Linked DNA regions of Homo sapiens: all the other regions are linked to region 6. A link is a loop called in an ENCODE intact Hi-C map of the cell type or tissue named here. Cell type or tissue: OCI-LY7. All regions are shown on one strand.

What was found. A loop is a pair of places that touch in the nucleus more often than their neighbours do. Peaks named below come from ENCODE experiments on the same cell type or tissue, not always from the same donor. Only the 100,000 strongest peaks of a DNase experiment are listed, where the experiment ranks them.
Region 1: it touches region 6 in a loop (4-fold over the local background); 2 of 110 quality-filtered maps call a loop at or near these places.
Region 2: a loop joins it to region 6, with 5 times the contacts of the local background. A loop is called at or near these places in 4 of 110 quality-filtered maps.
Region 3: a loop joins it to region 6, with 9 times the contacts of the local background. A loop is called at or near these places in 6 of 110 quality-filtered maps.
Region 4: it touches region 6 in a loop (7-fold over the local background); 2 of 110 quality-filtered maps call a loop at or near these places.
Region 5: a loop joins it to region 6, with 6 times the contacts of the local background. A loop is called at or near these places in 6 of 110 quality-filtered maps.
Region 7: it touches region 6 in a loop (4-fold over the local background); 5 of 110 quality-filtered maps call a loop at or near these places.

Annotation. Positions count from the first base shown.
Region 1 is chr3:72,755,212-72,759,211 of GRCh38, reverse strand. All of the region lies in intron 10 of SHQ1 (SHQ1, H/ACA ribonucleoprotein assembly factor), which reads left to right. Among named protein-coding and RNA genes, the nearest start is that of SHQ1, 91 kb to the left of the region's middle. In OCI-LY7, no CTCF peak of the experiment used is centred here; a DNase peak (open chromatin) is centred at 2,071; H3K4me3 peaks cover 1,111 bases; H3K27ac peaks cover 1,595 bases.
Region 2 is chr3:72,308,257-72,312,256 of GRCh38, reverse strand. No RefSeq gene overlaps it. Among named protein-coding and RNA genes, the nearest start is that of RYBP, 140 kb to the left of the region's middle. RefSeq lists enhancers at 1,242-1,421, 1,602-1,911. In OCI-LY7, no CTCF peak of the experiment used is centred here; DNase peaks (open chromatin) are centred at 1,556 and 2,436; H3K4me3 peaks cover 1,107 bases; H3K27ac peaks cover 1,497 bases.
Region 3 is chr3:71,953,932-71,957,931 of GRCh38, reverse strand. No RefSeq gene overlaps it. Among named protein-coding and RNA genes, the nearest start is that of LINC00877, 140 kb to the left of the region's middle. RefSeq lists a silencer at 1,967-2,116. In OCI-LY7, CTCF peaks have their summits at 1,028, 2,065 and 2,266 (motif pointing left); a DNase peak (open chromatin) is centred at 2,241.
Region 4 is chr3:71,983,382-71,987,381 of GRCh38, reverse strand. No RefSeq gene overlaps it. Among named protein-coding and RNA genes, the nearest start is that of LINC00877, 120 kb to the left of the region's middle. In OCI-LY7, a CTCF peak has its summit at 172 (motif pointing left); a DNase peak (open chromatin) is centred at 2,201; H3K4me3 peaks cover 1,477 bases; H3K27ac peaks cover 3,390 bases.
Region 5 is chr3:72,100,458-72,104,457 of GRCh38, reverse strand. No RefSeq gene overlaps it. Among named protein-coding and RNA genes, the nearest start is that of LINC00877, 2.0 kb to the right of the region's middle. RefSeq lists an enhancer at 3,885-4,000. In OCI-LY7, no CTCF peak of the experiment used is centred here; DNase peaks (open chromatin) are centred at 2,147 and 3,527; H3K4me3 peaks cover 2,250 bases; H3K27ac peaks cover 1,334 bases.
Region 6 is chr3:72,162,510-72,166,509 of GRCh38, reverse strand. The region is part of intron 2 of LINC00870 (long intergenic non-protein coding RNA 870); the gene reads right to left. Among named protein-coding and RNA genes, the nearest start is that of LINC00870, 13 kb to the right of the region's middle. RefSeq lists enhancers at 1,707-1,816, 2,327-2,596, 3,597-3,696, 3,717-3,766. In OCI-LY7, no CTCF peak of the experiment used is centred here; DNase peaks (open chromatin) are centred at 709, 2,339, 2,919 and 3,595; H3K4me3 peaks cover 1,697 bases; H3K27ac peaks cover 2,461 bases.
Region 7 is chr3:72,820,839-72,824,838 of GRCh38, reverse strand. It overlaps SHQ1 (SHQ1, H/ACA ribonucleoprotein assembly factor), which reads left to right. Exons shown (of 11, transcript NM_018130.3): 6 at 288-415. Among named protein-coding and RNA genes, the nearest start is that of SHQ1, 26 kb to the left of the region's middle. RefSeq lists enhancers at 2,243-2,522, 2,543-2,592. In OCI-LY7, CTCF peaks have their summits at 2,074 and 2,283 (motif pointing right); DNase peaks (open chromatin) are centred at 2,298 and 3,138.

The DNA of each region.
Region 1 (4,000 bases), 590 kb before region 6:
CAATGTGACCTTATTTAGAAATAGAGTCATTGCATATGTAATTAGTTAAGATGAGGTCATGCTAGAGTAGGGTGGGCCTTTAATCCACCATAACTGGTAACCTCATAAGAAAAGAAGAGACACTAAGACACAAACAGAGTGAAGATGGCCATGTGAAGTCACAAACACATAGGGAGAACACCCTGAACAACAGAGGCAGAGCTTGGAGTGATGCATTTACAAGCCAAGGAACTCCAAGGATTGCCAGCAACACCAAAAGCTAAGAGAAGGGCATGGAAGGGATTCTGCCCTGAGAAGGAGCCAAACCTGCTGACTCCTTAATTCTGGACTATTAATAGTAGCCTTGGCCAGGTGCGGTGGCTCACGCCTGTAATCCCAGCTCTTTGGAAGGCCAAGGCAGGCAGATCATGAGGTCAGGAGTTTGAGACCAGCCTGGCCAACATGGTGAAACCCTGTCTCTACCAAAATACAAAAATTAGCCGGGCGTGGTGGTGAGTGCCTGTAATCCCAGCTACTCAGGAGGCTGAGGCAGGAGAACTGCTTGAACCCAGGAGGTGGAGGTTGCAGTGAGCCGAGATCGTGCCATTGCATTCCAGCTTGGGCAATAGAATGAGACTCCATCTCGGAAAAAAAAAAAAAAAAAAGAAAAAATAGTAGCCTCAGGAGCTGTGAAAAATAAATTTATATATTTTGTTTTCTGCTACCAGTTTTTGGTGGTTTGTTATGGCAGCCTTAGGAAACTAATACAGGGAGTTTTCAGAAAATGATTCTGCTGATCCATGGACTAGATGATGTTTCTCAGAGCCTATGCCCACGAAATGGCATAAAAACCAGTTGAAATTTGTATGAGAAGTTGTGTTATTGGCCCAAACTAGATATGGTTTAAATAACTCTTTAGCTTGCAGCCTTCCTTGTGTTAAGTTAGTCGTTTCTTGTTCTTAGAGATTGAATGTTTTTGTTAATGGCTGCGCTGGAAGTGCTTCTCACTGTTATAGAATAAGAAGAGACAGCTTCAGGTTCCTCTGTGCATCCATTGGTATTTGTTTTTCTTGGCGGCTCTCAGATTCAAGATAGGAATTTCACCAGCAACTTCTACTTAAAGCCAGTGCATTACCTTTAGATCAGGCTACATACATGTGTTTTGGGCCAAGGAACCTAAAGTATGGAACTGGTTCTTTTCAATAGAGAGGAATTATGATATGTCATTATCATAAAAGCCCTTTTAAAAAAATTTAACTTTTAAGTTCAGGGACACGTGCAGGTTTGTTATATAGGTAAACTTGTGTCATGGGAGTTTGATGTACAGATTATTTTCACCACCCAGGTATTAAGCCTAGTACTTATTAGTTGTTTTTCCTGATCATCTCCCTCTACCTATCCTCCACCCTCTGATAGGCCCTGGTGTGTGTTGTTCCCCTCTATGTGTCCATGTGTTCTTATCATTTAGCTCCCACTTACAAGTGACAACATGCGGTAATTGGTTTTCTGTTCCTGCATTAGTTTGCTAAGGAAAATGGCCTCCAGCTCCATCCATGTTGCTACAAAGGACATGATCCTGTTCCTTTTATGGCTGCATGGTATTCCATGGTGTATATGTACCACATTTTCTTTATCCAGTCTACCATTGATGTGCAGTAAATGCCCTTCAGAAAGTTGAAGCCGGGCTCAGTGGCACGTACCCGTAGTTCCACCTACTTGGGAAGCTGAGGCAGGAGGGCTGCTGAGGCCAGTAGTTCAACATTGTATTGTGGTATTACTGCTCCTTTGACTACTGGTCTCCAGCCTGGGCAATGCAGTGAGACCCCATCTTTCAAAAAAAAAAAAAAAAAAGGAAAGAGAAGAAATTTGATCTACTGTTTGGTCCCAGATAGAACCTGAGATTGTGTGTTTTGTATGCTATGAAATTAAAAGGCCGAGTTAGCCAGTAAGCATCCAGTTTGAACTGTCTGGAATTGCCTCACTGGAGTCTTGTCCTCTGTGATCAATTGTGGGCTCTAGTCTCAGTATGTCATGCCTGGCAGGCTTCTAGGTTTGGGCAGAGGAAATGAAACCTAGTCGGTTACTCTGAGATTTATAGTAGACCTGCTATTGCAGGAAGTGGTGAAAAGTTGATTGATAGTTTGAGACAAAACTCTACAGCAAAAAAACAGGATGTATGCTTTCCATTTATACCCAGTTCCCCCTGCCCCTACATTTCAGGCTCCTTTTGCATTTTGTTTTGGTTGCTTCATAAGGCTGCGGAGGCTTTCCCCCTCCTACAGTCACCAAATGTAAAATAATTGAGGAAATTTTGTATCAGCTTAGCCATAGTAAAGGCAAGTACTTTCTGCTGTTGCAATTACTCTTTCGTGGTAGTTACATGTAGCATAACTTGTCTGCAGTCTTTAAAGAGAAATTCTCCAAATAGGATATTATTTCACATATGCAGAAAGAATGAAAGGTCTTTTTTAAGTTACATTGTAGGATTACATTTCCAGTAACTTTCTAAGAAAAATCTATTTTGAGTGTGGTTTTATTAAAATATGACAGCAGTGGTATCCAATTGTCTCTTTTAAATGCAGCGTCTCTTCATTCTATAATAAATATATTCTTAACAGGTAGGTGATCCTCACTTAGATATAAAACATGTAACTAGCCAGGCATGGTGGCTTACTCCTGTAATCCCCAGCACTTTGAGAGACCAAGGTGGGTGGATCACTGTGAGGTCAGGAGTTTGAGACCAGCCTGGCCAACATGGCAAAACCCCATCTCTACTAAAAATAACAAAAATTAGCCGGGCGTGGTGGCGCATGCCTGTAATCCCAGCTACTCGGGAGGCTGATGCAGGAGAATCACTTGAACCAGGGAGGTGGAGGTTGCAGTGAGCTGAGATCGCTCCACTGCACTCCACACTCCAGACTGGAAGGCAGAGTGAGAGTCTGTCTCAAGAAAAACCTAACCAGACAAACAAAAAACATATACTATAACTAGTAACTCAGCCTATGTGTTTGTTGAGAGTATCAAAATGTACCATGCCCAGGGCTGCCGCTCATGCCTGTAATCACAGAACTCTGGGAAAGCCAAGGTGGGAGGATCACTTGAGCCCAGGAGTTGGAGACCAGCCTGGGCAACATAGGGAGAACCTGTCTTTACAAAAAATATAAAAATTAGCTGGGTGTGGTGGCATGTGCCTGTAGTCCCAGCTACTCAGGAGGCTGAGGTGGGAGGATCACTTTTGCCCAGGAGGTCAAAGCTACAGGGAGCGCTGATTGCACCACTGCACTCCAGAGCCCAGGCAATAAAGCGAGAACCTGTCTCTAAATAAAGAAATAAATAGTACCTGATGTTTGTAAGAGTGGTTATCTAATAATGCCATTTGACCAAGCTTTTGGACATGAACTAGCCTAGTCAGTTTTGAGTACGACAGAGAAAAACTACTACCTACCTTAAGTGAGCTGCTTTCTGAAAAGGTAAGTCTGTTACAAAAGTAGATTGTGTAATTGACAAGGAGTGGCAGATTAGAACCAACTCTAATTGTACTAGTGGTTGAAAAAAACAAAACAGCTACTCTTTCATGGCTTAATTTTTTTTCCCTACAGGAATAATTTCCCTTTTTGTGAACAGTGATTGCTAGGTTATCTGTGCTAAGTAATTGAATAAAAACAAACCCAACTTTAATTCCTCAGACTACTGGGGCACATTCTACACCAATGCTATTTTGAAATTTTAATCAGTTTTTATCCTAGCATTCTTTAAGAATGGGAGAGAGTTCAGAATGTTTCTTTTATTAAAGTTTCTTTCAGAACTTTAGTATTAATTTAGGAAGCTAGCCAGCTTGAGGTATTAAAGGTGGGATAATAAAATAGAAATGAAGCTTGGCAAAGGATCAAAAATCAATTTATCTGTCTATCTATCTATCATCCATCCATCTATCCATCCATCCATCCATCCATCCATCTATCCATCTATCCATCCATCCATCCATCCATCAACTTATTGTATAACCTGGTAATTTTAAACA
Region 2 (4,000 bases), 150 kb before region 6:
AGCACGTCTAACTTCCCTGTAAGTAGGCTTTCTTGTTGAACATTAAAACTCCCACAAATTCCCCTGTGGCTTCATCATAGACTCTGTGGTGACCACTACCTATGGACCACTGTTATGAGACCACTGTCTCATAAAGTGACTTTCTAAAGGCCTCAGATGGTCATCTTCAGAGCGTGGAGGAACAGGGGCCTGGGGCTGAGAAAACTTGATTGGTTTCAGCCTCAAGAAATCAGTACCAGCCCAGGTAATGTTGGGCTTTGGGTCTCTCCCTGTGCCTCCTTTGATAGTTTGGTGTCTTGAGGCACAAGGCAAGGGGACCTCTCCTTCCTCCAGCATCTTGTCACCTAAGAGATTATTTTCCTTTGGTGACACATTCCCACAGTCATAGGTCAATTTTTTTTTGTGAAACAAATCAGCAAAAAAAATCATCATGGGTCTTGCCATAAATCCTCAAGAGCATGTAGTGGGGTGGCGGGTGACTCTGAAAGTATGAAGGCATGAGGTTTTTATTCCTGGTGTTTCTCTCTACCCTCGTCCCCTCCTCCATTCTGGCTGCTGTGTGCATTTTGTTCTCATTGCCTCGGGAGAGGCAGCAACTCGGAGAGAAGAGAATGTCAGCTCTTGGCCTTGGAGTTGCAAAATCTTAGGCCTGCGGGGAGGAGAAGGACTGATGGGCATCAGTGACGGAAGTGGGGAGGAGAGCTGGGAACAAGATGAATTTCTGGGCCTGGAGATGGCAAGGTTTCTTCTGGGTGGGGAAGGAAGAGAGATGGAGGGGACACAATAAAGGAGAGAGGTCCTGCGGCCATGTGGGCTGGAGGAAACTCAGTTTCCAGGTACTGCCCAGCCCCTCCTGGAGAGGGGACTTGGGTCACCCACCAACAATGCCCAAGGGCTCTCAGTCAGCACCTCCACACCCTCCAGCTTATTACTGCGTTACCATACAGCATCAACACATGGGAGTTGCAAAGGTGGTCCTTTCTGTGGACAGCTGGTGGGACCTCCTAGCTCAGAGGGGAACCTCCAGCCATGTCCCGAGTGCTTGTCTGGCACCTTCGACTTCTCCCTCATGGATGTTCCTGTTTCAGCATCGCAGGCCATCTGCAAACTGTGGAGATGGGGTGGGGGCCTGGACACCTGCTGGGGTAGCAGTGATAGAAAGGACAAGAGGACAGGGTCCCTCAGCACTTCTACCTCCTTGAACCTGCCAGAGTCCACCTGCGGAGGTGGGGCGATGGTGAGCCGCAGCCCCCAGGAGCCCTTTAACTACAGAAGCTCATGGCGTGCAGAGGGAGGCAAAAGATGGGCCATGGAGTCACGCGAATCTGAGGACTGGCTCCAACTCCACCTTTGTCTCCCTCTTCGGAAAGCTGAACAGGGTGCAACGTGAGAAGGCGATCTTCCTTCCTGCCTTGCAGGCACTCTGGGGACGCTGCTTGTTTGCTCTGCTCTGCCAACTCTCCCCTGGGGACTCTCCTCCCCAGCCAGGCTGCCCTGGAGGGTGGAGTCTCCCCGCTGTCCTCCTGCTCCACCCCTCAGTCCACAGACCTTTTCATTTAAAGAGTTCATTGCTACAGGAAACAGATGGTAGTCACAAAAATAATAAACAGAGAGAATTTCAAAGGTTCCGGAAGCTCAGAGTCATGGTCTCAGGCCCGTCGTTAAAGACTTCCTTCTGAGATGGGGCCTGAGAATGACTGCAAACACTGTTGTTTCAGCCACTGGGATGGCCGGGCAGGGAACTGCAGTGCTGAGAGCTGTCAGCCCCTGGACTAGTGTGTAACCCTCACAGTCGTCTTGCAATGGGAGGGTGTCATGACCCCCACTTTACAGATGTAAAAACTGAGTTCAGAGAGCAGGATTGGCTGCATGATTTAGGACATTCAGTGTAAAATAAAAATGTGGGGTCTTTGGTTTAAAAATTAAGAACTTCAAGACTGAAACCACAGCAGACTGTTAAACCAAGTGAGGTGTCCTTCTGATCACAGGCCCTGAGTGACTGCCTGGGACACAGGCTTGTGAAGTCAGCCCTGTCAGAGATTAGGTAACTAGCCCAAGGACACCAGCTAGTGAGAGGCAACCGCGGCTTCCATGCAACGTCTAGGACAGCCTTCAATTGAATTTTGCTATCTTCCTGGTCTTTACCTGTGGACACCCCCATCCCTCCCTCCCACCCGCCATGGCTTGGCTGTCGGCATTATTTTTATAACTTAAAAAGAATCGTTAAAAAGTAAAGCATGACTTTAAGACGCCAACACTACACAAATCCTGATGTTGCTCCCAGAAGCCCTTTGGCTTTTGCTAAAACGGAGGCGGAAGAGGTGATTGGGCATTGCCCCACCTCCTCCTCCATTCAATTAACTTGACAAGGAAACATTTTTGAGACAGATGATTCTCATTTTTAATGCAGTTTGAAAGTCCCTAGGGGCAGGAAGACACTCGGGCTTGCCTACTTCAGGAAGTGGTGTCTTCCCTCCAATTTATACGGACTTTATTTTAAGAGACCTCAGCTGGCTCAGTCCACATTGATAAGCTTCCCCAATGGGATATGCATAATATAGGGCTTACAGTACACATTCAACACAATATCTTAATACATGTTTATACGAATATATATTTGTATTTTATGCTATTATCACAGTGGTTCTTAGAGGAGAGAATGACTTTACCCCTTAGGGGAACATTTAGCAATGTCTGGAAGACATTTCTGCTGTCACAGCTAAGAAGCAGCTGCTATTGGCTTCTAGTGGGTGGGGTTTGGGGGTGCTGCTAGACATCCTACCATGCACAGGGCAGCCCCCCACAACAGAGAAGTATCCAGCCCAAAATGTCAGTGCTGAGGCTGAGAAGCCACAACAAGCAATCATAATTAATTGGTATTGTCAAGGAATGAAAGATTACTGGGACTGGAACCCCACTTTGTAAAAAATCTACCCTTAGGAAATAAATTTTTGAGTGCTGCCAACTGAATTTGTGACTATTATGTAATAACTAACTGGGTCTCAAGTTAGGAGTCAGTTGAACCTCAGATAATCTTCACAACTCCCCCCAAGAAGTTTGAATTCTTTTTTTTTTTTTTTTAGAGGCGAGGTCTTGTTATGTTGCCCAGGTGGGTATCGAACTCTGGAACTCAAGTGATGCAACCTGCCTCGGCCACCCAAAATGCTGGAAATATAGGCGTGAATCACCACATGCCTGATCAGAAGTTTGAATTCTTATACTCATTTTGCTGATGAGAACACTGAGCCTCAGAGAAGAGAGTTAGGGAAGGACTTCCTGCAGGTTGTTTTACCCAGAGATGCTGTCAAAGAGTCAGCCAGGACAACCTGGGGTTCTTTTTCTCAAAGATCTACTTTTATCTCTTGGTACCAGGCCAGCTGGGCTTACTCCGCTAGTTGGAGCTGGGGGACACCCACATCCCTGCCTCTGGTTTAAGAATCTCTCCTCCTTGCATCTGCTCACAGTAGATCCTGTTTTTCCTTCCTTTCATATACCGCATCTACAGTACTATCTACAGTACTTGCTTTTTCTTTAAGGGAAGCACCCTCTTCCCAGAAGCTAGAGGTAGACAGACTCTGAGTCTGGGGATGGAGTGTGTAAACCAGGTGATAGCAGCCGATGTATTAAGTTCTTCTGCCCACAGTGACTGGCTCAGGATAGTCACATAATCCAGTCTGAACCATGAGAGGTTTGCTGCCCTATTGCTACCCCAGAGGACCCAGCCTAAGGCCGAACTCCAGTGAGCTGCCAGATAAAACACAGGTGGCCCTGTTAATTAATTCAACAATGAATATGTTTTTAGTACAAGTATGTCCCAAATGGGCCGGGGACAGTGGCTCATGCCTGTAATCCCAGCACTTTGGGAGGCCGAGGTGGGCTGATCACTTGAGGCTAGGAGTTGGAGACCAGCCTAACCAATATGGTGAAACCCATTTCTACTTTTAATAAAAATGCAAAAAATTAGCCGGTTATGGTGGCCTGTGCCTGTAATCTCAGCTAC
Region 3 (4,000 bases), 210 kb after region 6:
CCAGCTATGTGTAACTATGAGTCCATTGAGCCTCTTTTTCTTTATAAAATACCCAGTCTCAGGTATGTCTTTATCAGCAGTGTGAGGATGGACAAATACAGAGGTGTTTGGAACATGGAGGCAGATCCCTCATTTATGGATTAGCATCATCTCCTTGGTGATGATGATGAGTGAGCTTTTGCTCTGTGTCCACACAGATCCGCTTGTTTAAAAGCATGTAGCACCACCCTACCCGCGCTCTCTTGCTCCTATTCTCACCATGTGACGAGCCTGCTCCAGCTTTGCCTTCCACCGTGAGTAAAAGCTCCCTGAGGCCTCACCAGAAGCAGATGCCTGCACCATGCTTCCTACACAGCCTGCAGAGCCACGAGTCAATTAAACCTCTTTTCTTTACAAATTACCCAGTCTCGGTATTTCCTTATAGCAATCCAAGAACAGTCCAGTACAGCCACCCTAGGCCCATTGAATCCAAGTCTGCCTTTTCTTTTCCTTTTATCCTTTTTTTTTTTTTTTTTTTTTTTTTTTTTTTGAGACAGGGTCTTGCTCTGTCACCCAACCTGGAGTGCAGGAGCGTGATCTTGGCTCACTGCAACCTCCACCTCCCAGGTTCAAGCGATTCTCCTGCCTCGGCCTCCTGAGTAGCTGGGATTACAGGCGCATGCCACCACGCCCAGCTAATTTTTGTATTTTTAGTAGAGACAAGGTCTCACCATGTTGGCTGGGCTGCAAGTCTGCCTTTTCATAAGGCGCTGGGGGATTGATTCCTATACACATTAAAGGTGGGTAGACATAGACTTTGTAGAGTCCTGTCAACTCCAAATGCCTCACCTTGGCTCCTGCCAGGAGCCCTGATGCTGACGTTTCCTCCTGTGATCCGTACACACTGTAGTCCAATCTGCCACTGGCTAATGCTACAGGGTGTCTGCCTGAGGGACCAAGACACTAGAGTCCTCACTGTGGCATTGCTACTGTCCACTTGTCCTTTATTAAGTGACCGTGGTGCATCCTAGCACAGTCAAAAGAGGGAGCTGTTGTACTGAAACAGAGGACTAGTGGGTCTTTATAGGACTTGGGACACTCCTTGAGGTGGTGGAGGATAGAGTAGAGGCCATCTGTCCCCTCATAGTTCCTCAGGCCTTAGTATTCTAGCCTTGGCCAGCACTTATCCACTGCTGAGGGCATTCTGGAACAGCTAGAACCCCTCCCTCTGCTAACAAGGCGAGCTGCAATACCAGAGAACGCATGCCCCAGGGTCTTTTCCCCATCCCATCCTACCCTACAGCCCTCAGCCAATGGCTGATGACAGCTGCAGCACAGGTGCGTGTTACACACTGGCTCCCAGGACACTTCAGCAGGATCATGCCCCTGTTGCCCACAGTGGTTACTTACTGGAGGGCACATCTCAGACTGGCATCCTTCCCTTCCCTGCCTCACTTCCCCCAATCCCTCATGAGTATTTCCTGGGGTTCCTTTCCAAATAAACTACTTGGACTACAATCTTCATCCCCGGGTCTGCTAGAAGGGAAACCCCCACCTAGGATTTGGGGTGGGGGTGGGGTGGGGTTAAGTAAAAATCCCAGGTTGATTTTTAATTTTTTTTCCTCTATGAATCGTGACAGCATCTGCAAAACTAGACCACTTCCTGGGAAACCATTCAGCTCAGCACAGGCTAGAAACTGTGGAAAGAACTGGAATGCAGACCTCCTGCTCACTGAGCAGGCAGGGCTTAAAACTGCTGTTGTGTTAACTCAGGGTTTCTCAACCTGGGCATCAGGACCACAGGATTCTTTGCTCCCAGGGTTGGGGGTGCTGCTCTGTGCGCTGTGTGATGTTTAGTAGCATCTCTGGCTTTTGCTCACTAGATGCAACTAACACACACACACACACACACACACATCCCATTGTGATAATCAAATATGTTTCCAGACATTGCCAAATGTCCCCTGTGGGGCAACAAATCGCCCCCGGTTCAGAACCACTGGGTTAACTGAACTCTTTCTTCTGAGCAATGGCAAACAAAACCCAGGCTGACTGTTTCCCACCTGCGGTGAAACTTGCAGTCCTTTGCTTTACCTCTGATGCGCCTGCCCTCTGCCCTGCCTGGCTTCAAGTCCTCATTATAAAACCCATTTGTCACCGCTTCCTTTTTGAGGATTAATTTCTAGATTGTCTGCTGATGGCTAGCTGGGATTGCATTTCTGGTAAAAAAGAAAAAAAAAGCCCAACACATCAGCTCCCTGCTGGTCTCAGAATTCCAGAGTGCCCTCAAGTGGCCAGAAACTGCCATCTGTTTGGCTGCCCTCCAAATTCCAGGCTGCTCTGGAAAGAACTATGGGGGGCAGGGACCTTCCCCTTGCTTGGTGCTTCTAGAAAATCTGTTTTCTCACAACGTGACAAAAATTCAGCAGTGTCTCCTTCAGGCTGTTTCTTGGAGCATGTTTTTGAGCGCATCCCTGAGAGGTTGATCCTACGGGCTGTGTGTGCATGTGTTATGAACGTGTGTGGTTTTCAAAGTCTGGTCAGTAATGAGGAATGCAAATGGAGTCAGTGCTGAGAGAAGGGGCTGCAGGCCACACCACCGTGCTGGGCACACATAAATGAGCCTTGCGTGCTGGCAGAGGGCAGTCAGACCCTGTCAGCTGTTACAACCAGGTGAGCTGCAGGGAGACCTCTGGGAAAGAGACCGCAGTCTTTATCCAAGTGGCCTCCGTTACCTGCAACCAGGTCACACAGACTCTGTGTTCTCTCTTGATTCACCAGTTTTAACATGTGGCAGCCACCAGAGAGAAACCAGGTCTAATTCTCCAGTTTTCCAGGCCTACTTCAGTTCCCAAGACTACCTTTTCTAGAGGGACGCTCCAAGAGATGGGGAGATAATGGAAGTGCCTAATCGCAAAGCCCTACAATATAATTTGTAGGAAGTAGGCAAAGTGCATGCAAAATGAACATTAAAAGCTAAGGAGCTATTCAGGCTGGAAAGAGGAGAGGTTTTCGGCATCGGGTGGTCTTCCAGCCTACCTGTCACTCACCCTCTTCAGGACTAGGCGGGGACCACTGTGCTCTCTGCAGACATATTTCAAAATACACTACAGCACACAGCACAGAGCACTCAGCACAGAGAACTCAAAACAGGTTTTTCACTTGCATGAAGCTCCCTCGGTGCCAACTCTATGTGGGCATTCAGTATTTCCCACTATCAAGCTTCACTGTAATTGCATAGGGTCAGATTCCTGGACAGACCGGAGGCTCTGGGGAAACACCAAGGCCTGTGTCTCTTCACAGGAGACTTCGGACACAGCACAGGGTCTGGCCTCCAGGGGCACACTGTCTTTATTTGTTGAAGGAACACTTAAATCAGAGATCGGTGGATTTTGAAAGACAAAAAAGAAAAGAGATGGAATTCATGTAAGGAAATGGCAGACCCTAAGACAGAAATGTGCTGAGTCTGTTTGGGGAATAGTGAGAAGGCCCATTTTGAACTAGAGAAGATGGCTTACGTAATGAAACAGTGAAGAATCATGCTGGAAGGTTGCTGAGGGGCAAGAGAACAACTGATCTTCATTTCCTAAGTCAATAAAATATTCACTAGCAGTTGGTCATGTCTCACCTTCTTTTTCTTGATGAATATCTTATAATGCCCCTTTACCACCCTGAAATGAAATTCATCTTTTCAATATAACCCACCTACTCGCATAATTTTAAAAAATAAGTATAATGGCCCAAGTCTAGTCTAAAAAAGAAAGAAATGTCATTTACAATATCATATGCATAGGCCTGGATTTATTAGGAGATATAATGAAGTAGTCAGATGTTTGCAACTCATAATGGAAAAATTTGAATATAAAAAATGTAAGGCAATATTCAGCTGAATATTCACACACGAGGAATCACTGTGGTGGCGAGAGCTGCAACTGTAGACTGTTAACAGGCGTATTGCTTCGGTGACTCTAATACCTTAAGGAGATTTGCTATTGGCAATGTTATTTTTGAAGCGGAGAAA
Region 4 (4,000 bases), 180 kb after region 6:
ACTTGTATTAGTTTCCCGTGGCTGCTGTAACAGATACCACAAAAACTGGCTCGGTTAGGAAAACAGAAATGTACTCTGTCACTGTCTGGAAGCTAGAAATTTAAAGTCAAGGTGTCAGCAGGACTGCACTCCCTCTGGAGGCTGTAGCAGGGATTCTGTTCCCTGCTGCTTCCAGCTTCTGGTGGAGCCTGGCATTGCTTAGTTTGTGGCCACATCACTCCAATCTCGGCCTCTGCCTTCATGTGGACTTTTCCTCCTCTGTCTTCTTATCTTCTGTCTCTTATATGAACACGTGCATTCCACTGAAGACTTATCCAGATGATCCAAGATGATCTCATCTTGAGAGCCTTGCTTAATTGCACCTGCCAAGACCCTTTCTCCAAATAAGGTCACATTCACAGGTACTAGGTGGACATATTTTTAGGGGGCCATCATTCAACCAACTACACAGCTCTCTGCTTTCATGCCCACATCGAAAAAGGAGTTGAATGCTGGATAATGGAGGCAGTCGACCCTTTATTTATGTTCTTTTGATAATCCTTGAGGGAATTAGGAGTTGGCGGTGGGGTGATTTGCATGGCCTGAGTCAGGCACATGACTCTGTATCATCAACACCGTTTTGATCAGAGGTCAGAAGCATGTTTTAGTGCTCAAGTAAGAAAGACTCTAGTGGGCCAAATGTGGAGAAATGACAGATCGCTCTCAAAACATACTGCTTCCTACCTTAAGACCGTAGCTGTCACTTCCTATCTTAAGACCCAAGCAGCTGGGTGATGGAAGGTTTTTCATCCATAGCTAAGACAACTGAAGGACCTGAGGTTCTAACTTCTGAGATATTCTCAGTGGTAAAACATTAGCACCTCTCACGTGGCAATAAACTTTACTGTTGTGCAAAGCCAGCCCAGTGTGCTGGGCAGATATGATTCCCCTAAGGAATCAGAGGAAAGGCCTAAGGCCCAGATTTTGTTCTGTTTGTACCCTCCTGGGTGGTGGCACAAGGGAGAGAATCTGAGGTCTTTCAGTCAAAACATCAGGGGTCGACTAGGCATGGTGGCTCACACCTGTAATTCCAGCACTTTGGGAGGCTGAGGTGGGAGGATCACCTTAGGTCGAGAGTTTGAGATCAGTCTGGACAACATGGTAAAACCCTGTCTCTACTAAAAATACAAAAACTAGCCAGGTGTGGTGGTGCACACCTGTAAACTCAGCTACGTGGGAGGCTGAGGCAGGAGAATTACTTGAACCAGGGAGGCAGATGTTGCAGTAAGCTGAGATAGCACCACTGCACTCCAGCCTGGGTGACAGAGTGAAACCCTGTCTCAAAAAAAAAAAAAAAAAAAAAAAGTGAGGGGTCATCAGGTGCAGCTGCCTTCACTTTGTACCATCAGGCCCATTCTATCTTTGATACATGATACCACGCAGTTCTACCTTCAGGAGACAGTCTTTGTTATTTCTCTACTTCTCTGTGCATGCGTGTGTGTGTGTGTGTGTGTGTGTGTGTGTGTGTGTGTGTGTGTGTTTTCTCCATAAGAATATGTAAGTTCTTCCAGAATAAGGAACCCTACCTCCCACCGAGTCTATCTTCCACCCCACCCGCCCCCGAGCAGCAGACTCTGAGACAGGAGTTTCAGTACACACTGTTGATTTGGAAAGTGATCCCACTAGGGGAGTTGGGAAATGAGACAGGGAAGAGAAGGAAGCCAATTTTGTGTGTTGCTGAGTGGGTTTTCACTGCAGACAACTGGGAACCTTCAGAAGACTGTGCAGAACCTACCAGGGTTAAGGCCCGCAAGGGGCAAGGAAGCTGATGCTTACCCTCCAATGCTCATTCATCATCAGCTGGGGCTGCTCTTGGGAGTATCAACTCCTGAGCACTTGCAGCCCAACATGTGTGCAGAGGAGAAAACCCTCAGGCAGAGATCACAGAGGACTTCGTAGGCGTGTAAGGAAGTCAGGGCCAACAGGATATGGGGGAAGCACAAGGCTTATGATTGTGGGCTTTGCAGTTAGAAAGTCCTGGATCCGAATTTTGGTTCAGCCAGTTGTGAGATTCTGGCAAGTTCCTTTTCTCTCTGAAGCTCATTTGCCTCCTTTGTAAATTAGAGATAATAATAGTCTACCTCACAAGGTTTTGATTCAAAATGAAACACTTACATGAAACGTTCGGTACATGCCTGGTGTGTGGGAAGCACCTGTGACCGTAACTGCCTTGTGCCATTTTAAGATTAGCACAGGACCAGCGCTGATAGCTATTGCTTGAATTGACTTTGAAATCTCAGTGAATGCTGGCACACTGCATTATGTTGTGTACACATTTTCATATCATGATTTTGACAGATTTGCACATGCTTTTGTTCTTTCTTTTTTTTTTTTTTTTTTTTTGGTAGCTCATTGTGGTTTTAACTTGAGTCTCCCTAATAACTAATGATGTCAAAACTGTTCTCATGTGCTTATTTGCCACATGTATTTTTTTTTTTTTTTTTTTGAGACAGAACCTTGCTCTGTTGCTTAGGCTGGAGTGCAGTAGCACCATCTCGGCTCACCGTAACCTCTGCATCCCGGGTTCAAGCAGTTCTTGTCTCAGCCTCCCAAGTAGCTGGGATTATAGGCACCCACCACCAGGCCCAGCTAATTTTTGTATTTTTAGTAGAGATGGGGTTTCACCATGTTGGCCAGGCTGGTCTTGAACTCCTGACAAGTGATCCACCCACCTCGGCCTCCCAAAGTGCTGAGATTACAGGCGTGAGCCACCGCGCCCACTGCCACCTGCTTTTGATACATCCTGGAACGTAAAGTATCTATTGGGTGTCAGATTGTAACTATGCGCCTGGGTGCACAGCCCCTTGCCTTTCTGGGTTTTGGTCCACAGAAAGCTAAGATATAAAGAGGGGAGGTATTCAGCTATTCAGAGGGGTTGAGAGACCAAGGAGAAGAAACGAGAGGGAGATGGTAGAGGAGACCCTCCCTTGAGGCTGCCCATCATTGTAGACAGATGGTTACTAAGGAGGAAGAGCCTGCATCATCTGGCGGCTGCTACAGGTGTGTCTGGCAGCTAAAAGTCAGACAGCTCAGGAAAAGGACTGTACCTTCCCATACTTCTAAATGTCAAGAGCAAGAGAGGGGCTCCCTGTGAAAGCCTTCTTAAAACAGAGCTAGCCTCAAGCATGATCCGGATATTAATCCTAACTTAATCTTGCATCACGTAAGGATTCTACTGAGCATAAAGGTCTTCAAACATAATATTCTTTGAATCCCAGTCTCCTCTGGGCATCACAGTGCTAGTTGTCTCAGCCTAGATTCTCTAGAAAACAGAGCTGGAGGCAAATGATTATACACTAATATTTTATTGGGAAGTGCAGTCCCAGGGATGATAGAGTGAGGGGAAACAGGAATGAGGTCAGGAATGAATGACAGCAAATATAAGAAGGTGCATGCCAAGTTGGCATGGAAAGCGATCGATTGCTCCAATTTGTCACTGTCCTCCGACAGGTTGTACACACATCTTAGGACAGTGTGCGCTCATTGGGAGGACAGTATCAGAGTTTATCCTTTCCAATAAGTTCTCCCAATTTATCATTTGACCAGCTTCTGTCCCTCACTGATCAAAGTGTTAACCACCCTGCTCACTTCCAGGTCACACATGTTGGGGTCTAGGCCACCTGGTGTCTCAGCAGCAACAGAGATGCCTTAGGGCAGGAGAGAAGAAGAGAGTCCTCAGCATAGGAGGCAAAGTCAGGCATGGGGCAAGAGCTGTTGGGTCGTGCTCAAGCAGGTGGTGTCAAAAACTCTCTCCTTGACCAAACTCTAGCCAGGCTCCTTTGAGCTCTTCGTCAACAAGGCCCCATCTTTGGGCATGTCCTCAAGAGCTCTTTCTCTTTTTTGAGACAGGGTCTTTCTCTGTCACCCAGGCTGGAGTGCAGTGGTGTGAACTTGGCTCACTGCAACCTCTGCCTCCTGGGTTTAAGCGATTCTCCTGCCTCAACCTCCTCAGTAGCTGATT
Region 5 (4,000 bases), 62 kb after region 6:
TGGAGAGACATGCCACATGTTTTCATGAACATGATAGAAGAATGCAGGGGAGTCTGTAGACTTTACCCTAAGAAAATCAGCAAAATAGGCCATGTGAACTGTTTTTGTGCCTGCTTGCTAAAACAGTAATAATTGATAAGCCCTCCTGTGTGTGGTAGAGAGTCCCTTTCTTTAAAGCTCAGAAACAAAGCCATGTAGAGAGTGGCAAACCCTTGGCACCTCAAACCTCTTCACTGGCTGCTCTGCACGTACTGCAAAAGAACCTGGGGTTGTCCTCTACCAAATTGTCTCTGGTCAGTCTCCAGCTGGGCTCAGTACCTGGTGTTATGTGCATGTACTTTATTTAATGCCCACAACAAACCTATCAGGTAGATAGTGTTGTTTATACCCATTTTATTAGTGAGAAGCCCAAACCTCAGAGTGATTTCATAACTCACCCAAGGTCTTCATAGCAGATCCAACCAGGATTTGGACCCAGGTCTGTTTGTTCTCCAAGTTCTTCACTTCTGGCCTATACTGCCTGCAGGAGGGCTGTCTGCAAAGTCAGGAGGGGAAATGAAGTGGGCATGGGGCTTCGTGGTGGGCTATTCTCTATTCTTCCATGACCCATGTGCCAGAATAGTATTAGGGGCTGGGCGCAGTGGCTCACGCCTTTAATCCTAGCATTTTGGGAGGCCGAGGCGGGCAGATCACCTGAGGTCAGGAGCTCAAGACCAGCCTGGCCAACATGGTGAAACCCCATCTCTACTAAAAATACAAAAATTAGCTGGTGTGGTGGTGCACCTGTAATTCCAGCTACTCGGGAAGCAGAGGCATGAGAATCGCTTGAACCCGGGAGGCAGAGGTTCAGTGAGCGGAGATTGTGCCACTGCACTCCAGCCTGGGTGACAGAACAAGACTCCGTCTAAAAAAACAGAACAGTATTAGGGAAGCAGCCTACCTACCTGCATGTCTATGTGGCACAGCTCCAAAAGGTTTAAGCCCATCCATGTGTCTTGAGAATTTTTTAAATTTCACCAATAAGAGCTCATTTCTAATATTCATCAGGCTGTTCAACAGGACAATATTTTTACCCCCCAAATAAACAAATACATAAAAATAAAACAAAACTCATGTCTGACTCTCTGGATGCTAAGGCCTGGCCACTGCGCTGCCATGAGCCATCCAGGTGGTTCTCATCAAGGTGCTTCAACCTTCCAGGCTTTGCTTACTTCCTCCAGAAGGGAGGTCTTGCCCCGTAGAAGTTTATGTTTGTGATATATATGTGTGTGTTAAGGAGTACAAAATAGGACACCAAGGCTATGGAAACAATAATGAGACTAAAAATAGGCTAAAGTGCGCCTAGAGGAGGCATCTGCTGCCCAGACAAGAACATCAGAAAGTGTGGGCTTTCTGGGCCAGGCATGGTGGCTCATGCCTGTAATCCCAGCACTTTGTGAGGCCGAGATGGGTGGATTGCTTGAGCTCAGGAGGTCGAGACCAGCCTGGACAACATGGCAAAACCTTGTCTCTACTAAAAATACACAAATTAGCTGGGCATGGTGGCGGGGCACCTGCAATCCCAGCTACTCGGGAGGCTGAGGCACAAGAATTGCTTGAACCCGGGAGGCAGACAAAATCGCACTACTGCCCTCCAGCCTGGGTGACAGAGTGAAACTCTGTGAAAGAAGGAAAGAAAGAGAGAGAGAGAGAGAGAGAGGGAGGGAGGGAGGGAGGGAGGGAAGGAAGGAATCTGTTTGTGAGCAGAGCTGGACTGCGGGCTGGTGGAAAGAGGAATGCCTCTGGAACCAGCCCCCTGATGTAGAAGATGGTGTTGGCCCCCTATCTCCTGCCTTTGGCATTCACCATTGCTGTACGCAACACCAGCTTCTTACTGAAGAAACCTGTCACTCTGTCTGGGGCTGTCTCTGGCCACAGGAGCATGCTCAGTCCATGCACTGGCCAGGCTGGAAGTGCCTGGGGTTGTCCCCAAGAGCAGCCCCAACCAAAGATGAAGGGAATTGGGTAAATGCCCATGCTCCCTAGCCTCTGGGATGATGGCTCTGAGGCAGGTTCTATTCTGCAGTCTCCCCGTAGTCCCCAGTGGGAATGAGCTTCATTGCACACAGAGATGACCTGCTTGTGAACAAACTCTCACTCTACTTCCTTCCCTCCGTTTCACTTCCTCATCCCCCTACCAGTGCTCCCTAGGGCCACTTCCCTAATTAAGTGTATGCGCTCAAATATTTGCTTCCATGGGAACCAAATTACCTGGTTCAAATCCGTACTCTGCCACTGGCCAGCTGTGTCTTAGGAACATTACTCCACTCCCCTAAACTGCAGCATCCTTGGCTGGGATTGTGAGATGACAAAAGTAGAACAAACCTCACCAGACAGGTGTGAAAATTCCAGAAAATAGTCCGTGTCAATAGTTTAGAGCAGCATCTGGCAGTCAGCAGACACACAATAAATGCTAGTATTTTCTTATTTATTATAATTATTGCTTATTATTGATAGCCCCTGAGATTTCCTTGGCCAAGTTCAAGTCCATTCTGAGAGTTCTAAGCTCTCAAACTTCAGACTTCCTCCAGGTGAATCTCCCTGGTTGTTTCAGGGAATCTAATTCATTTATTCACTTAACATATCTTTAGCAAATATTGACTTAACACCTATTATGTCGAAGACACAGTGCGACGGGGGATATAAAAAATAAGATGAGGTCACGGTCTCCAGTGAGATAAATCGTATCCACACATAGCTACTGTCTAAGGCAAATGGTGATAAGTGCTCTTGTGTGTGTGCCAATAGAGCATAAAATGAGTTCAGAGGAGGGTGAAGAACATTGTGTGTGGTATGAAGGAGTATCGTTGGAGTTGGGTTTGGAAAGGGGTAGAACTTTCCACAGTTCCAAAGAGTTGATGGAGGGGAGAGGATACAATACATGGAGAGGGGGGAAGTGATAAACTCTAGGAGTTTGGCATCCCAGAGACAGCTCAACTATGTCTTAATGTGAGATCCCATAGATTGATGAGCCTCTATCTCTCAGAGCTAAGAGGACAGCGGATGCTCCCCCAAATTATTATTACCATTCCTGACACTTACATAGCACTTACCCTGCCCTAGGAACTACAGGGGATGTGCTACGTATGTTAACTGATTTAATCTTCACCTTCAGGGTCAGCACAACTATGATCTCCACTTGACAGATAAGAAAACTGAGGCTGGAGGGGTTAAATGTCTTGCTCCAGCTCCCGCGGAAGCTAAGTGCCTTTCACCTAATCCTGTGTGGTCTGGCTCCAGGGTTCACACTCTACACTGCCTCTCAAGTGTGGCACCTTTTCAGGAATTTAAGGGAATATGTTGCTGTGATGTTGACAGGGCTTGAGGAGAGACTGAAAGAAAGCCCTTCAGCCCCATAGAGGAAGTCCCCAGAGGATGGATGGTTCTGGAAGTTACGGGTTACCAGGACAACGCATCCCCTCAGCCTGGCCACGCCCCCCGGGCTCCCGCTCACTGGTTGCAAAACTCAGCTTTGCCCCTGCACGGAGTTTCCCTTCGCGGGGCCCGCTGGGGAAGCATCCGCGGCTTGTGGTGGCTGTGGTTTTGTGCCCAGGACTCACACGTAAAAGGAGCTCATTCGGAGGCAGGGGCACGCGCTTGTCCCCAGAACTCAAACCCCAGAGTCCCTCCGGTAGGTGGTACAGAGGCGAGTTTGATCCTAAACAAAACAGGGCAGGGTCTTCCTGTTTGTTTTCTTCCTCCAGCGGGGAGCAACAGCTGCTAATTGGATAGTGAAGTGACCGATTTATTATTCTCTTACCCGTGCTGAGCAGAGCTGTAGGAAATCTCCGGGACTGGGAGCAGCACAGGGGGGTATCTCGGGGTCTCTCTGAGAAGGAGTTGACAGTGGGGACCAAAGCTGCCGGCTGCCATGTTTTATTTGGCCTGCCCAGTGTTTAAAAAAAATGTTTTTAAATAGATGCTGACATTTTTAAAAGGGGAAGATTATACATACACTTCT
Region 6 (4,000 bases):
TCAAGTAATCCTCCCACCTCAGCCTCCCAAGGTGGTGTTGGGATTACAGGCTTGAGTCACCATGCCTGGCCTCAGCTTCTGTCTTAATTGAAGACAGCCAGATTCCCATATATGTTCTTCATTCAATCTATTGGGATGCGTTGTTTTGGTTAAAATGTATTTAAAAATTCAGCTTCACACAGTTGGAAACGAAAGGACGATTTTAATACCCTCTTCAGATAACTGTGGCTATTCCTTTGTGATACTATACCAAAACTCAACAAGTGGTAGTTTTTGTACTGGTTAGATGCAACATGAAATCTGAAAACCTATCAGTGAGCTTTTATATTTTATCATATTAAAATCAATCTGTCTATGTTGTGTTTTAAATGGACCTTTTACCCATGTGTGATTCTATAACATTATATCAACTATTTGGAAAATATTGGTTCACAGAGTTCTGCAGATCTACCAAATGTTGACACATTTTGTTACATAATATCAAAAGGTCGCATGTGTTCATATCCACACTGATCTTATCAGAAGAGTCTTCAAACATGGGGAAGCTGTCAAGCACATAGTGGAGGATATAAGTTTTCCAGAAATTCTGTTTTTTGATGGCAAGCTAAAATTTTTTCATTGGCAGCAATGAGAAGGCATGAGATTGCTACCTAGCCTTAGTCTCACATAAACTCAAAGCTTCCCTCCCCAACTTCTCTCTTCTTCAGTCTTTGCCATGCACCAGAGGTCCTGTCTTTCAGCAATGCTCTTCTGCAAGTGAGGTAATATTGTATTAGCTTTTGTGTGTCACTGATTTTTTTTTCTTTTACCTTTTTCTGTATAGTCTGGATAAGCCTATTGTTTCTGCATCTAACCCTGCTAGCTTCAAATTACTTTCTCCTCCTCCCTGTGGAATGGTGGATTGGTTCCCATGAGCAGTCAAAGACAAGACAGGGAACAGTATGAGGCCACCTACTGAATAGTTCTTGAATCAGTCACCTTCCCCCACTCCTAGCCACCACAACTTAGCCAGAAGCCACCATTTTCTTTGGCTGGGATTTTGGCAACAGGCTCATAACAGGTCTGCAGGCCTTGAGTCTGGAGGCCTCGCCTAGTCCATTCCCTTCTGGCAAGCCAGAGAGCAAATCTGCAGCAGTCCTGCCCCGATACCTACTGCAACCTGGGAGAAGAGCACAAAGGAGGGTGCAAGGCCCATCTCCAGCCCCACGCATGTGGACCCCACAGACTGCAAGTCCAAGAGTTGCCCACCCCTCCTGTACACACACGGTTGCCTCTCAGATTGGCCTGCTGGACAAAAGCTGTAGCAGCCTCCCTGGAGAAGGAAGAGGGACAAGAGAAAGAGGTGTGCACAGACCCTAAAGGTAGGCTCAGGATGTTTGGAGCAGGAGTTCCAAGTATGTAAAGCATGATGCATAAAGAAGTGGATGTAGGTTCCAGGTGGCGAATCCTTAGGTATCACCACTCCTCAACCAGGTTGTCGGGGAGGCAGTGGGCTCCAGGGTAGAGCCCTATAAATCACACCCTAAGCAAGAACCTCAGGTGCCCGTGTCTAAAGGTGTAACAGTGTGCAAATGTAACCTACATGACCCTTCATCATTCACAGGATCAAGTGCCCACGCCTTGGTCTACCAGGCCTCTCCCAGTCTGGCTCCTGCCTACCTGTCTTTCTTGCCCTTGACTGTGTCTGGCTCTCGTCCCTAGGTGCCCCATGCTGTCTCACTGCAGGGACTTTACAGCACGTGACCTCCTCTGGGCCTTGCCCTGGATGACATCTCATCTTTGCTGTGCTCTGCTCAGAGATCATTCTTCCCTGGCACCCCAGTCCGCCAGCTCTAGACTTAAGTCTGGGTTGGCTTCTAGTCTTTGGCCTTCACAGCTTTCATATCCTCTCTGTCCTCCACCACAACAAAGCATGACAGCTATCATTAGGCAGTGCTCACTATTTACAGCTAAGGGCACTGAGTGCTTCCAGTAACTCTATGACATGCATGCTGTGTTTATGCCCATTTTACAGGTGAGGGAACTGAGATGAAGCATCGTAACTAATTTGGCCACAGGGCCAGCTAATAAGAGAGTCAGGCTCCAAGTTTAGACACCAAGCTTTTAACCACTGTGCCAGTGATTTTCGGTCCTTAAACTTTTGAGTACAACAGAATCACTGGTGTGCACACGATTGATGTGCAGCAGAGGGGAGAGAGTAAGTTTATTAAAGTACAGACTCCTGGGCCCCACCAATCCAGAGATTCTGATTCTATAGGTCAAAGGTGGGGCCCAGAAAGCTGCATTTTTATAAGCTCCCCAGGGGATTCAGATGCAGGTATTAGGGGGAACCACACTTGGAGAATCACACACTTTCCTGCCTAACCGCAAGTCCTAAACTGCAACCCGCTAAATATAATTAGGTCTTCTGGGCTCAGCAGGGCCCCTGAGAAGGAGGAAGAAGATACTGCGTGCATCTAGCAAGTTCTCCACACCACCTGTGGTGGTGGTTGGAGTGGGGAGGGCCTTTCCCTGGGGGGAAGATACACACCCTGGTTGCATCATATAGACACAACACCAGAGCCATAATCTGGGGTGTCCAGAAGCCAGCACACCCTCCACATTCTGTGTTCAGCTCCGGCTTGGCCACAATTACCTGGAACCTGGTCTGTCTGCCCCTGCCCCACCCCTCTGGCTGCTGCTAGTTAACTGGAAGCTGTGGCCACAGGGCGTATGGGCTGAGAACATAATTAGGGAGCCCATTCCCAGCCGAACAGCCGGAGGACTTTTGTACCTTGTCCATCTCTTCTCTGAGACTTGTCAAGACACTCAGTGGTTGGTCAGCAGCCCTGACTTGGGTACCATAAAGCAGGGAGGATGGGGGGCAGCAAAGAGGACTGTGTGGTGACCTCACTGGGTGGTCTCCTTCAAGCCTTTCCAGCTCTGCCAGCAAGAACAAAGTGACAAGGCCTCTTCTTAGAAGGAGGAAAGAGATGTGTCCTCAACTCAGGGGACAGCCAGGGCGATCTGAGACACTGGGCCTTTCTTTCACCTCATTGTTTCCTCTGTCATAATTTTCAATTTTCCCCTGCCTTTCTTTCTTTCTTCTTTTTTTTTTTTTTTTTTTTTTTAGATGGAGTCTCGCTCTGTTGCCCAGGCTGGAGTGCAGTAGCGTGATCTTGGCTCACTGCAACCTCTGCCTCCCGGGTTCAAACTATTCTCCTGAGTCAGTCTCCCCACTAGCTGGGATTACAGGCATGTACCACCACACCCAGCTAATTTTTGTATTTTTAGTAGAGATGGGGGTTTCACCACGCTGGCCAGGCTGGTCTCGAACTCCTGACCTCAAGTGATCTGCCCATCTCGCCTCCCAAAGTGCTGGGATTACAGGTGTGAGCTACCGCGCCTGGCCTCCCCTGGATTTCTATTCCTTTCTTAATCATCTTCTCTGTCCCTGTCCACTTTACCTTTTGAGAGAGATTATTCCCAGAGTCCCCAGTGAGTCATCTGTAGCCAGGTTGTGACCCCCTGACCAAGCAGGGCCAATGGGATTTCCCTCCCAGTGACCTGGCCTTAGGGCTCAGACTTACAAATCAAGTCGCTTCGTGGACTAAACCTTTAAGGTGCATAGACTTGGGCTGGAGCTGCCTGTGCTGGGGTGGTTGGGGTGGCCGTGCTGGGGAGGCATTTGGGAGTCACATGTTCTGGTGTGCAAACAGAGAGCTGGGGGCTGGTCTACAGCAAAAAGCAGGCAAATGAAGCAGAGAAGGAGAAAAGTGCTCCTTAAGAACCCAAAGAGAGAGGAGGAAGAGCCCATTTGCTTCCTGCCAGCTTTCCAATTCCCAGCACCAGTCTGTTGTGAGGAATTTCTAGTCTTAAACTAGAGGATACCCAGATGAATTCTTGTCCTTGTGACCTGCAAGATAACCTAACTCCTCAGGATTGCTTTCCCTGTGTTTAAGTTAGCGCAAGTGAGTTTGTTTTGGTCAAGCAAATCATCCCTTATGAAGACAGCCCTGCC
Region 7 (4,000 bases), 660 kb before region 6:
TGACAGAGTGAGACCCATCTCTTTTAAAAAAAGTTAAAAAAAAAAAAAAAAGAGATCAGCAATGTTATATATCCCTTTAGGCAGATACTTACTTTTGTTTTATGGTAAATAACTTATGTTTGTGGTTAGTAACTACAAAGAAAGTAAATATAGTGTTCAGTCTTTCCTTGAAATGTACTTTGAATTAAAATCTGTATTTCTAGTACAAATATGAGTTAAGATAAAATGTTAAAAAGTAAAAGCCAGTGAAATCCTGTATAGTAAGTTCTTTCAATGTTTTTTCCTAGAGCTGACTTTTTTGAAGATGAGGCGATTGAACAGATTTTGAAGTATAATCCTTGGTGGACTGACAAATATTCAAAAATGATGGCCTTTTTGGAAAAGAGTCAGGAACAAGAAAATCATGCTACATTAGGTAAGAAACTCAAATTCGGCTAATTTGTTTCATTTTAAAATCTCATGGTGTACCACGTTTACTGCCTTCCATATTATTAAGCGTATAGTTGTAATTGCCTTATAATGTTAAAATATGAGTTTGAATTGCTAATTTTGGAAATGACTTCTTTGCCCCTGACTGGAAAATGCCGCTAAATAATTAGGCTTATTTGTGTTGGAAAATTCTTTTGAAGTATGGTTTCCTTTAGAATCATTGGAGTTCTTTTATAATTAATTATTTTTTAAAACCTAAATTTAGGGATATTATCACACAGGACATTTGTAGTTTCTCAATAACCTGCTTAAGAGGTATGAACATTCTTCTTTGGTAAGGACATTTGAGTATTAGTAACGGGCGGGGGGAAGACCCAAGTGGGAAAAGACCTAGATGGACATGTTATTACCAGCTTCTCTAAGTGCAGTGTAGCATTGATATATTAAGACTATACATTAGAAATATAACATTTGCAGACAGATCAAGAAGAGAACACCCATGTTTTCTGTCACACTGATTTGGCTTTTATTTACATATTAAAAATAAAATTTCAATGTTTAAATGGAAAGAATACATATATATGTACATTCTGAAGAGTATTAAATGGAATATAGACTCTTCCCACCCCAAGTTCTTCTTCCCGGAAGTAATCACTATTAGCAATTTTGGGGATATTTTAAAAATATATATTCCCACATCTAAACAGTCGCTTTAAGAAATGTCTACACATAGACTCACGTATACCCGGTTTGTACCTTGTTTTCAATTTGTAGTGTGTGTTGCACATCTTCCATATTAGTATGTAGAGATCTACCTGAAGCTTTTCATGATTACATAGTATCCGGTTGGATATTTTTTTCATGATTGATGGATATTTGGGCTGTTTACTACTGGTGGACATTTGGGTGACTTCCTGTTTTCTGCAGTTGCAAATAGTATATATAGTGGCCTTCTTTGACCACTCATTCTGAAGTAGCTACAGGGTCTCTAATGCATCACAGTTTTTTATTTTCTGCATATCAATGCAATAGCCTGTTATCTGCTATTTTTTCAGTGTCTAGTATAGTGCCTGTTATATAAAGGTACTCAGTAAATATCTATAAATATTGTAATAAATGTTTTTATGGTTAAGTTTTATTAAAGTTTAGGTGAGTTCTACCAGATCAAAAAATTGCTACTATAATATTTTAGAAAATAGAGGATTAGCTTTATTGCATAACAGAAGCTCATTATAGTGACTCTTTTTTTTTTTTTTTTTTTGAGACGGAGTCTTGCTCTGTCGCCCAGGCTGGAGTGCAGTGGCACAATGTCGGCTTACTGCAAGCTCTGCCTCCCGGTTTCACGCCATTCTCCTACCTCAGCCTCCCAAGTAGCTGGGACTACAGGCACCGGCCACCGCGCCTGGCTAATTTTTTGTGTTTTTACTAGAGACGGGGTTTCACCCTGTTAGCCAGGATGGTCTCGATCTCCTGACCTTGTGATCCGCCAGCCTCGGCCTCCCAAAGTGCTGGGATTACAGGTGTGAGCTCCCGCGCCCGGCCTATAGTGACTCTTTGTTATAGATTTATTGTCGTTTTCAACAAATCCTGACTTTTATATTTGAGTTTAAGCAGCTTTCAGAGACTTCTCACATTATGTATATATAGACAAATTTTCAGGTTTAGGATTGCTAACAGAATATAGATAGTTAATTGTACATGCTAGGTAGATCTGATCATGAAGTTTGAACAAACTTAAATCATCAAGTGTGTCAACTGGTTTGAGTCAGTTTCCCTAATTTTAGCACGGTATTTTAATGAGGTGGTGTGGGAGAAAATTGATGGTTGCGTAGTTGAGTTTTCTGTCCACCAGGGTGAGCTAGTTGCCCTAAAAATCAAGAGAAGGCGTTCCCTTTGATTTAAATTCTAACTTGCTCTACTTTGATAAACTGTAGCTTGTTCTCAGTCCAGTTTTCTGTGTCAGCAATGCTCTTAGTCTTCTTTGTGTAATTTTAGCAGGAGATCAAGCCACTCAGTCCTTTTAACCACCTGCCCTCCTGACCCTTCATCTGACCCATGACTGATAGCCAGGCTGGTGCATCAGGAACAGTCATAGTCTGCAAAGCCATTATGGTGATTCATTCTAAAAACCACCTTTAAAAATAGCAAGGACATGTGATCTAAGGTAGACGAACTTGAGCTTTGTGTCGAACAGCGTGTCTCTTCTAATAATACCAAATGTAAGATATAAACTAAATGTAGGCTTGGGGTTGGACTTCTTGTTCCACCACATGCCTGCGATATGATCTTGCACCTTTGGGTTGCTGTGGAATGCTGTACCTACCTCAGAGTTGTCCTGAGATTGAATGAAACGATGTATTTAAAATCCTGTAAATGTTAGAAATTATTATTGTAGAGTAAAATCAGTCACAGGAGAGCCAGGAGTTGGATGGTTTCTCTGTGAAATTACAATTTTTATACATTTAGAAAGCTTTAAGGGAAAGTTCCTTGTTAACAAGATTTCTCTCTCATTTGAAAAATCCTGGTTCAAATATTTGGGGCACTCAGAATTGGAGGAATAAATTGAAGTGTGTTGAGCCAGGATAAAATATGGGGGAAAAGAAATAAACCAAGAAATAAACATCACAGTTTTCTGCTGAACTATGGTGCATGCTGCTGTACCTTTTCTCCTCTTCCTCTTTGTTCTTTGCCTCTCTGGCCTTCTTCCTCTTTGTGTCATAGCGTGGGCTGTTGTCTGTTTAACACCTCCTCATCAGGTGTCGCCAGGCAGATACAACAGTGCAGGTGAGGGGTGTACCTTTGATTCATTCTGTATCATAAAATATTAACCTAGATTGCTTTGAATTCCAGATAAGCCTTAGGTGGTGAACTTTGCTCCCTCTTTTTCTCCCTTGGTTGTAATTCTTGTCGTTTTCATCACAGCCCTGAGTTACAACAGGGAGACTTTTCTCCAGCTTTGTAGTGATCCAGATTTTCCTCCCCAAAGGCTTGTAAATGGAAGTGTTAAACGCCGTGCTTCCCCTGAGCTCTGGTTTCATGAGGATGAACTCACCGCATTTCCCATGTTGTCTTTCAGTGGTTAATCTGAAGCTCCAGAGTCTTGGCACGTTATTGCTTGTTATGACACCACGTAACATTTATAGTCAATGAACTTCCTAGCAGGGACATCCTGTTTGGCACCAGTGAGCCCTTCAGTGTTTGTAGAGATAACTGTCAGTGTCAACTTTGAAAGTTGTAGCACTGCAGGGCTACCCATTTAGGCTGAAGGTTTGAATGCAGCACAATTTTTTCTGGTTCCCTTGATCTGGTTCCAGTGAATGTACAATGTAATAGACAGATGTGCGTTACTCTGAGAGCATTGAGATCCTTTGTGATTTAATTGTTGACCCAGATAAGAGGGATGTTTGGGAGGGGGATTTAGAGAGGAAGGGAGGATTTAAAAGTAACAAAATTAGAAAATATTTGGAAGAGAAAAGTGACTACCTTGCAGACATCTTTCATTTTGATAGTCCCTTTGCAGCCTTCAGACATATTGGTGGGGTTTTTGATGTTGGGAGGTGGTCCTTGGCCA